Linked DNA regions of Mus musculus: region 2 is linked to region 1. A link is a contact called in ENCODE Hi-C or POLR2A ChIA-PET data. All regions are on one chromosome and are shown on one strand. Each heading gives the region's core, a stretch centred on a gene start or an enhancer-like site at or near the end of the contact. The rest is flanking DNA. Distances are from core to core; before and after follow the strand shown. Region 1 holds the start of Hyls1 (HYLS1, centriolar and ciliogenesis associated). Region 2 holds the start of Chek1 (checkpoint kinase 1).

Region 1 (4,624 bases), core at 1,440-3,939:
GATATTTAAATATGGTAAAACTTTAGAAACAAGCTTCCTCATGATTATCACAACAAATCTTAAGGCTGAAACTCCCTTGCAAATGTGTTTTGCAGAGCACCTTCCAAAGGAATGAAGTTTATTTTATTTATTTTTTTTATTAGATATTTTCTTTACATTTCAAATGTTATCCCCTTTCCTAGTTCCCCTCTGAAAATCTTCTATCCCCTTGCCCCTCCCCCTGCTCCCCAACCCACCCACTCCCCCTTCCTGGCCCTGGTATTCCCCTATATTGGGGCATAGAACCTTCACAGGACCAAGGGCCTCTCCTCCCATTGATGACCGACTAGGCCATCCTCTGCTACATTTGCAGCTAGAGTCCTTCCATGTGTTTTCTTTGACTGGTGGTTTAGTCCCAGGGAGGAATGAGTTCTATTGACTGAGAAACAACGCTTAGGATAAAGGTCTAGGAGGAAGGGTTTATAACAAGTATGGTATCAACACTCTTTTAAAAAGTGTATGAGACCTCTTTCATAAGGATGGGTTCTACTGACTGAAAGACAACTCTCAGGAGTTGGGGAATTCATGCGGAGGCTAGTTCCACAGAACAGCAAAAGATCAGCATGTTATCTGCCTCTCTGTCTCTCTGCTTCCCAGCTACCACAAGATGAGCAGCTGTGTTCTGCTCCCTCTACTTCTACCCACCGTGATATTCTGCCCAACCATCACCTAAGAACAGTAGCCCTAAATGAGCATGAGCTCAAACTTGGAACCACAATAAATCTGTCCTCCATTTCAGTGTCTCTATTAAGTCACAGCAACAGAATGCTAACACACACCTCAAATACAATGTGCTCAAAGCTTAACTCTACCTCACCCAAAAAAGTCTTTTTCCAGTATCTCCTGTTCGAGAAAAGAACATTCAGCTGCACCAGCCAGAAATCTATGAACTAAGAAACCACACTTGATCTCTCACACCTCAGCCTTATAAAATATGTGTTCTGGTCATAGACACAAAATATATCTGTCTTTCCCCTTCTTAATATCCTGGCCATTACCATCCTAGCCTACGTACCACAACCTATGCCTCGAATATGCAATTATGTCTCATTCAGATTTTACATAAAATTGTGCATTCCTCTAATCCATTATTCTCAAGGAAAGAAAATAATTTCAAGAATAAACCTGAGTATTTCATAGCATGCCCCAATTCTGCTTCAGATACCCAGTTCCATAGTTCTTTGGCTAAAGTCAGATTTGCTCCCATTGGCCTACATGACCTACCTCTTAAGCTCATCTCTACTGCCTACCTTTGTTCTGTTTCTCAAATCTGAGTCTGCCATCTGCCTACATCAAGGCCAGCCTGGGCTACATGGCAAGCTCCTAACTTTGAGGTATAGAAATGAAGCTGAATGTCCAAAAGTAGGTAAGAAAATGAATCATCTAACCTTGCTTAAGACACATTAGCTGGAGGTTCCATGCTAAAGGAAATTCCATACAAGCATTACATGAAAGCAGGATATTTGTCCTAAGAATGTGTGTAATAAAGTAGTGTCACATTGTCCATCAAGGGGTAGTCATTCAGTTTTCATAAATTCTTAACTGCCTCAGAGGTAGAGCAAGGGCCCTGATTAAAAAGCTAAGTAGGCAAGTGATAAGAGGCAGAGGCAGGTGGATTTCTGAGTTTGAGGCCAGCCTGGTCTACAAAGTAAATTCCAGGACAGCCAGGGATATACAGAGAAACCCTGTCTCAAAAAGCAAAAAAAAAAAAAAAAAACCTCAACAAAAAAAGAATTGTTTGGAAGATTTAAGCATTCTAGCATTTGAGGGGTGGGGGTACGTATGAGTGCTCTGTCTGATGAACACCCGCTCCCAGAAGAGAGCATAAGATCCCTTTATGAGCCAACCATGTGCAACTATGTGATTACTAGGAATTGAACTCAGGACCTATGGAAGAGCAACCCGTGCTCTTAACCCCAGAGCTATCTTAACAACCCAGCTTTCTATATATTAAGAAATAAACACCTATTTGTATTTGATGTAGAAAGTTAAAGTACGGGGGATGGGGGCCTCTTTTCCGATCTTACCCTCAGTAGTCCCCAAAGCACTAGGGTCCCTTTTTTTTTCTTTGTAAGTACACAAATCATTGTAAACGTCAGACATACATGTAATATTTTTATTATACTATTTTGTTAACAGTACGCTAGAAAAGGAGGGCAATAATAGTGCGTTCTGGAAGAGTGCATACCGTGCCGCGGGGACCGCTGCAGCTGGAATTGGTCGGGCGGTCCTATCGCGGGTTGCAGTGGAGACCGACTCACGAGCCGGGCCAGCCACGCCCCAGAACCCTCCCCTCCGCTACCCTCCGACGCCGCCGGCCACAGCCAAGAGCGGCTGCGGCACGGAGCAGGGCCAGCCCGTTGCCTAACCGCCAGACTAACACCCACACGACCAAGAAACAGATTCCGCGCCACGGTCCGGCGGGTTCCCACTTCAGCTCCACGCCCCAAACCCCGCTTCCGGGCCCGAGGTTGGGGAGGGCTTAGAGAAAATGTGCACCAATCGTTATGTAGACGTGGAGAACGTCTGGCCTCTGGACCAACGAGAGAGATGGTGGGCGGAGCCAAAGGCGTGGGCTCTCTTCGGGATTTAAACTTGAACAGCGGACCGTTAACGACTACGCTGAACGTGGAGGTGTCGTGCGCCTGCGCGAGTGGGAAACAGCGTTCCGGGGTGAGCCGCGACTGCTAGACCCTGGGCAGCGGCGGCCGAGGCTGGTGAGGATCACGGAGCCGGAGCGGTGGACCTTTCCTGGGACAGGGTGCAGCGGAGCCCACGCTCTTTCCCTCGGCCGCTGCGCGTGGATTCGCGTTTTCTTCCCTGCCAGGTTCTGGCGTTCAAGGTAAATCTCGGCAGCGTTGCTCGGGACGTCTTTAACTCGCAGCCCGAGCACAGGCCGCCCAAGCCCCTGCAGGTCACAATGTAATGTACACCTTGCCTGCGCCACTTTTGCCCGGTGGGCAAGCGAGTGGACAGAGCCCTCCCTGCCAGCATGGAAACGGGGACGGGTCCCTGGGGAAGTCGAGCTCACGGCACGCCCGTGGCCAGATGGTGCGACTGGTGGTGTTATTGTTGGAAGAGCAGGGAAGTAGCCTCAGGTTTGGGTTACACCTTCCGTGGATTCAAGTGTACAGCCGGCTTGCTTAGGATTTAGGATAGCAAGTAAAACTGAAGGAACCCCTCTGGGTGATCTTACCCCAGAAAGAGTGAGAAAACCCGTATAAAAACTATACAATACAAACAAAAATATCACTGTGCCCTTTCTTTCAAGTTGGCTAGGTTTTTTCAGTGTGCAGTGCTGATGAAAGTGAAAATAGAGGCACTCTAACGCGTGTGTTGAGGTAATAATCAGTTTTTCTAGAGAGCAGTTTGTCATTCAATTTAGAAGTTAAATTGCACCATAATTTCAGTTATAGCCAAATACAGGAATTTAAAGGGTTAAAAATCCCACCCCACCCCCCAGCCCTGAATCTTTTTACTGTAACTAGGTAATCCTGGAGCATTAAACTGTTTGAGGGTTTTTTGTTTTTAAGGGAAAGGTAATTTTAGTCACTATTACCCATATTTATCCTCGATATATAAGATGGCTTAGCTTGTGAGATCGTTGTAAGCAAAGGAACTGAGTATAACCTATAAACATGAGAAGTTGCATTTCACTTGTAAGCATCTACATATTTGAGGTGTAAAAATGAAGGGGACATAATTTGAACACAAAGGAACAGGACTTTATCACTGTAAGGATGCCATTAAAAATCATCTTGGCTTTAGTCTAAAATCACCCCAGGCCAACTCCAGAAGAGATATATACATGTCTCAATTAAACTTCAAAACCTTTTGAAGTAATTCCACTTTTTAAGTGAAGTAAGCTTTATTCCCTACTTTACATTTTTCTAACATTCAGTCCTACTTTGGAGTTTGTATAAATATTCTCTCTCTGAAGTAATTTTGTAAAAATACCTTTAGGAGCTTCTCATTGACTGCTTCTGTGATGACAACCAAGAAGCTAACTGAACCCATTTTCTTTTATATTCATCCCCAGACAACCTCTTAAGAGGATTTGCCTCAGCCTTGAACTCTTGCTTCTATAGACTCCAGAGTGTAACTAACACCCTTCAGTTAGGGCTCCCCCACCCCACTCCTGCCCCAATGTACTGTGCTTTAGAAATGACTTTTTAAATAAGAATGTTTCTTAAAGTCAGTTTTTCTTTTCTAGGTTTCCTTTTTGTTAACTCAAATACAGCCAGTCAAGGAAAAACAAAATAAGGTAAGAAACTGCTCTGAGGCTCAGAGTTGGGATCCCAGTGCCCAATGGACGCCTTACAAATACCTCGAATTTCAGCTCCAAGGACTCAAAAGATGCCTTCTCCTGACCTCCATGAACACTTGAACTCACACACACACACACACAAAACTCTTCAGAATTTTAAAAATTCAAAGACAAAGCAGTCCTTTTTAAGACTGTTCCATGACAAGTGACTTGTGTCACTGCTTTCCTGGCTCCTCTGCTGGGCCGTGAAAGTTAGTACTGTGCTGTACACTTCTGCACAAGTTACTCACCCATCTTATGCTCTTTGATCTTCTAAAC
Region 2 (4,624 bases), core at 1,345-3,844, 1.2 Mb before region 1:
GCACACTGAGAAGTTGTTGATATTGGTGTTAGATTTCCTTTTTCTTCCATAATATGTGTTAACTTTCCTTCTTTCTTTTGTACATAAGATTCAGGATTTCTGTCCTTTTATTCAAGGATATTGGCCAGGCTGTTGCCTTTCTAGGTTAAAGTAGAAAAGGAAAGCATATTGGTTCAACTCTCAGTACATACACTTAAATTTAAATGCTATTTTCAGGATAGCCACACCTTTTACTATGTCTACTTTATAGTTTAGCAATCATTTACTATCTCAAACCTTACTAGTAGCTTTGGGGAAGAGCTCTTCCTTGGTTATAGAGCTCTTCCTTGGTTATACAACAGGAAGTGTTTAGAGATCTCTGCTTCATAGGTAGTCGTGTGACTGCCCCATTTTGACCTTCATATTCAGAGTTGCCTGGTGTCCTCATTTCAATTCTGGGCTTCCCACGATGCATGTCAAGTCACTTTCCTGTACTGTCATTGGTGTCTTTGGGATTAATCATTATTTTGTGTTTGTTACCTTTTATTTTCAGTAGGCTTTCAGTTTTCCCAAAATTTCTCATACTCAGAAAGGAATAGAGGGTATTGTTTATGTGGCCCCTCCCTCCTTTAAAGTCAGTCTCATGTAGCCTAGGTTAGATTCAAATTTAGGGTGGCTTTGAATTCCTGATCTTTCTCCATCTCCCTCCGAAGTGCTGTGATTACAGGCAAGTGTTATGCCTCGTTTCACTACTATTCCTTCCTAACTAATTTTAGGGAGTTTTATCATGAGTCCTCCTACTCCCCACCTCTCTTCACTTTCAGTTACTCCTCTGTGTCTGAACAGTTTTCTTTTAATCGATTCAGACACATTAGGTGTTTTGAGACAGTATTTAATTTATTCCAGGTTATCTTTGAGCTTTCTATATAACCAATGTGAACCTGAACTGGTCTTCCTACATTCACCTCCCTGTTGTTGGTATAGGTGTACACACAAACACATAAACACACACACACACACACACACACACACACACACATATACACACTCTTCTCCAAGTCAGAACTCTGATACTGTGTCTTTTCCAGGAAATAAGACATTGATTCCATTTAAGACTAGAGGAACCTAGATTCCATTTAAGAGCACTTGGGAGGCAGAGGCAGGTGAATTTCTGAGTTCGAGGCCAGCCGGTCTACAGAGTGAGTTCCAGGACAGCCAGGGCTACACAGAGAAACCCTGTCTCAAAAAACCAAAAAAAAAAAAAAAAAAAAAAGACTAAATCAACCTCTTGTAGATTTCAGAATATACACAGGAAATCACAAAGAAATGGAAATAATCTAATAGCTTGTTTTTAATTACACGAACCCTAAACTGATAACATGGTTTAAGTTTAAACATTTCCAGGTTAGATTTCATGGAGTTGGAGATGTAGCTCAGAGGCAATGCACTTGACTAGCCAGCACATGGTTTCATTGTTTCCTTATTTTTTGTATCCAAGTCCCTTTTCTTAGAATTGACATTTCTCTATTATGAGACTTTTGTATGCTTGGCAGGCATTCTACCATTATGCCATAAGTCTAGCCTAGTTAAGGAATATTGATTGTGCTCCCCAACCCACCTCCTTTTTTTTTTTTAGATAAGATCACACACACTCACACACCCTTGGCTCAGGCTGACCAACCTGAATCACTTTCCCTGGCTCAACCTCCCTAGACTGAGGTTATAGATGAGTCACCATTAAGTCTACTTTGCTGTTTGTTTTTTCTTGAAAGCGAGCATCTTGGTTGGGTATCTCCTGCTTTATCTCTATAGTGTGGTGGGCCACCGTGCTTGTTTAAGAAAGCTAGTACAGGCAAATAGTCGTGTGTCCCCCCCCCCCCAAAAAAAAAAAAAAGATTTAACTGGTTCTGGAGCCTCCTGTTCAGGCAATATTGGTGACTCTCACTGCACTTTCCCCTCACACATCCGCGGCGATGTGGTTTTTTTTCCCCTTCGTTTTTTTTTTTTTTTTTTTGGTAAGACTAACCCTGTATAACTCGGATTGCCTTGAACTCAAGATCTTCTTGCTTACGCTTCCCAAGTTCTAGGTCTACAAGCATGCACCACCACACTTGCTTTCCTTCGTTTTTTTTTTTTTTTTTTTTCAGAATTCCAGCAGCAGTTGCTAGCTTCTCAATTCGAATACTAAGGGGGGCACAATTGAGTTTACAGAGCACTCTGTGTCGCTTAGTTTGAGCCTTCCTCCCTGGGGCTCCGAGGTCAAGAGCAGGTCGGTTTACGTACTTAACGGTGCAGCCTTTGCAGGCTCTGAGTGGCAGGGAACCTGGGTTCTTGGCCCAACTGGTGGCGCAGTCTGGATGGAGGCTTCGGTGCCTCTGTGGAGCAACGTAAGGCGTGGCACACGCCCCGTGCCATTTCCATTTCATTCGGACTCAGAGATCAGTTCTCACCAAAGCAGTCGTCAATACCAAATCTGGTCAGCTTGTGTCTTAACTACGGCCACATCAGAATTTCAGCCAGTATTAGAAGGAAGGGTCCTTGCGCGGTCGGTCTACTGAAGTCGCTCCTCTGCAGAGCCTGGGATAGGACAACGCGCGCCGGCCCGCTTTACGGCAGAGGTGTGCGCTTTTGCGACAGCATGACGCAAGCAGGTTTTGGCGGGAAAAGCTGTGCATTTGGATTCCTGTGGCAGCTGGCAAAGGACTGCTTGGTGAGAAGGGCGTCCTGAACAGTGGGAAAGAACTCCAGCAAAGGACCCAGAGGGCTTGTTTAGTGTGGACGGGCGCGGGGAGGGAGTGGTCCAGACTAGCAGAGAGGTGGGAGGGCCGCCCGGAGCCCGGGCTGGAGCGGGTGGCCCGTGGCTCTCCAGCATAAAGGGACCAGAGCGATTGTAAGGCTCCGGGGTTCGCATGCTTTCCCGGCTCTAGGGGTCCCTGCCTCCCGCTTCTCTCCGCGGCTTGGCCCCGCCCTGTTCCCTCCCGGTGCTGGGGACACGTGCCGTTGGGGTGGGAATTGGAAGTGAGCGGGTGGGAGGAGGGGCTGCTCTGGCAGTAATTACCGTAGTTACACCCAGCTGCTCCCCACCCCCGCACCCTGACCTGCCCGCAACTCCCTTTCCGGATCATTCACCCGAAAGCTCTTGTCTTGCAACCCTGGAGCCAAGCAAGTGCTCAGTTTTGCATAAAGGCGGACGGAGGACAAACGTGGAAACAGGATTTGTGATAAACAGGACAAAATGTTCAAGTTCAGTATTATGACGTGGGTAAATATGGTTCAGATGTAAGATGAAAAGAAAGTCGTGCGGAATCATAGCAGGAGACATGGCTCAGTGGCATTACAGGTGATGAGAGTTTACACTCATCCCCAGTATTTTCTGGGATCCTGCATTTTACAGTCGCTGTGCTTGGAGTCATGGCAGTGCCTTTTGTGGAAGACTGGGATTTGGTGCAAACTTTGGGAGAAGGTGCCTATGGAGAGTAAGTTTGAGTCCTCATTTTAATTTTTTATTGCAGTGTGTGTCTGTCTGTCTGTCTGTCTGTCTGTCGTGCTATGGTGCGTGCACCTGTGGAGGTCAGAAGACAACTTGCAGGAGCTGGTTCTGTTGAAGGTTTGGAGGGATCATTAGGCCTGACAGCAAGAGGCTTAACCTGCCTGGCCATTACCATGGTCTTCCTAATTTAAATATTACCTGTTTGTTTGCTTTAGTTTTCCACCTGTTGTCTGAGTACACACTTTAAAAAAAGTCCTTTATTTCAAGTGGCAAAGAGCATGGATATTCGCATTTGTACATCAAGGCTCTGAGTGAGTGAAGCACATCCACACCTGTTCCTCCTCTTTTGTGATGGTAGACATTGAACCTAGTGCATCACTCATGCTGGGCTTATGCTCTGCCATGAGCTACATTTCTAGGCCTGTAAAACACCAAATTTCTTCTTACATTTGTTTTTGTTCAGATCAAAATCTTGTTAAATTGCCTAGGTTGGCCTTGAACTTGTACACTGTAGCCTCCCAGGTAGGTATGACAAGCCTGTGCTTGACGGTCCAATTTCTTTTCTTTCTTTTTTTTTTTTAATTTTACTTTTATAAAATTTTCTTTTATAAAAGAATTGTTTTCCTAACAAATCATGTGTCTTAGAATTTTAAATGAGATAATGAAAAGACCCTGGCGGCATCCTGCCTAATTTCAGATCTCCACACTCAGCTGATCCTGGTTGTATTTGTGTTCTTTTTTTTTTTTTTTTGGTTTTTTGAGACAGGGTTTCTCTGTATAGCCCTGGCTGTCCTGGAGCTCACTTTGTAGACCAGGCTGGCCTCGAACTCAGAAATCCGCCTGCCTCTGTCTCCCGAGTGCTGGGATTAAAGGCATGTGCCACCACGCCTGGCTGTATTTGTGTTCTTGAGCAAGCTTTATGTGCCTTTGTTTCTTCATCTGATGATAGAATTAATGGTTCTTACCTTAAAGATGTGTTCAGTAGTTGGCTCAGGCATATATGCATGAGATTAATAAGTGTAAAGTAATGCTGTTGTATTACTAGATCATGTGTATATGTGATGTATTGTAGACTTGCTATTGTCTTTCAAAGCATGGTCAGTTATTAGATAACTTGCAAGCACAAGGTTTCCAAGTTTCCAAGACTTTCTTGGA

The links. A loop is a pair of places that touch in the nucleus more often than their neighbours do. ChIA-PET counts read pairs that join two places held with the same protein, here RNA polymerase II (POLR2A).
Region 2: a loop to region 1 is called in a map of T-helper 2 cell, with 5 times the contacts of the local background. The contact joins the promoter of Chek1 here to the promoter of Hyls1 in region 1. A Hi-C loop is called at or near these places in 1 of 37 maps with a recorded cell type or tissue (T-helper 2 cell). POLR2A ChIA-PET finds 5 or more read pairs at or near these places in 1 of 5 experiments (Patski).

The regions. Positions count from the first base shown.
Region 1 is chr9:35,568,134-35,572,757 of GRCm38, reverse strand. Hyls1 (HYLS1, centriolar and ciliogenesis associated) reads left to right here and starts at 2,689. Exons shown (of 4, transcript NM_029762.1): 1 at 2,689-2,881; 2 at 4,253-4,303.
Region 2 is chr9:36,724,628-36,729,251 of GRCm38, reverse strand. It overlaps Chek1 (checkpoint kinase 1), which reads left to right and starts at 2,594. Exons shown (of 13, transcript NM_007691.5): 1 at 2,594-2,689; 2 at 3,374-3,455. The coding sequence starts at 3,391.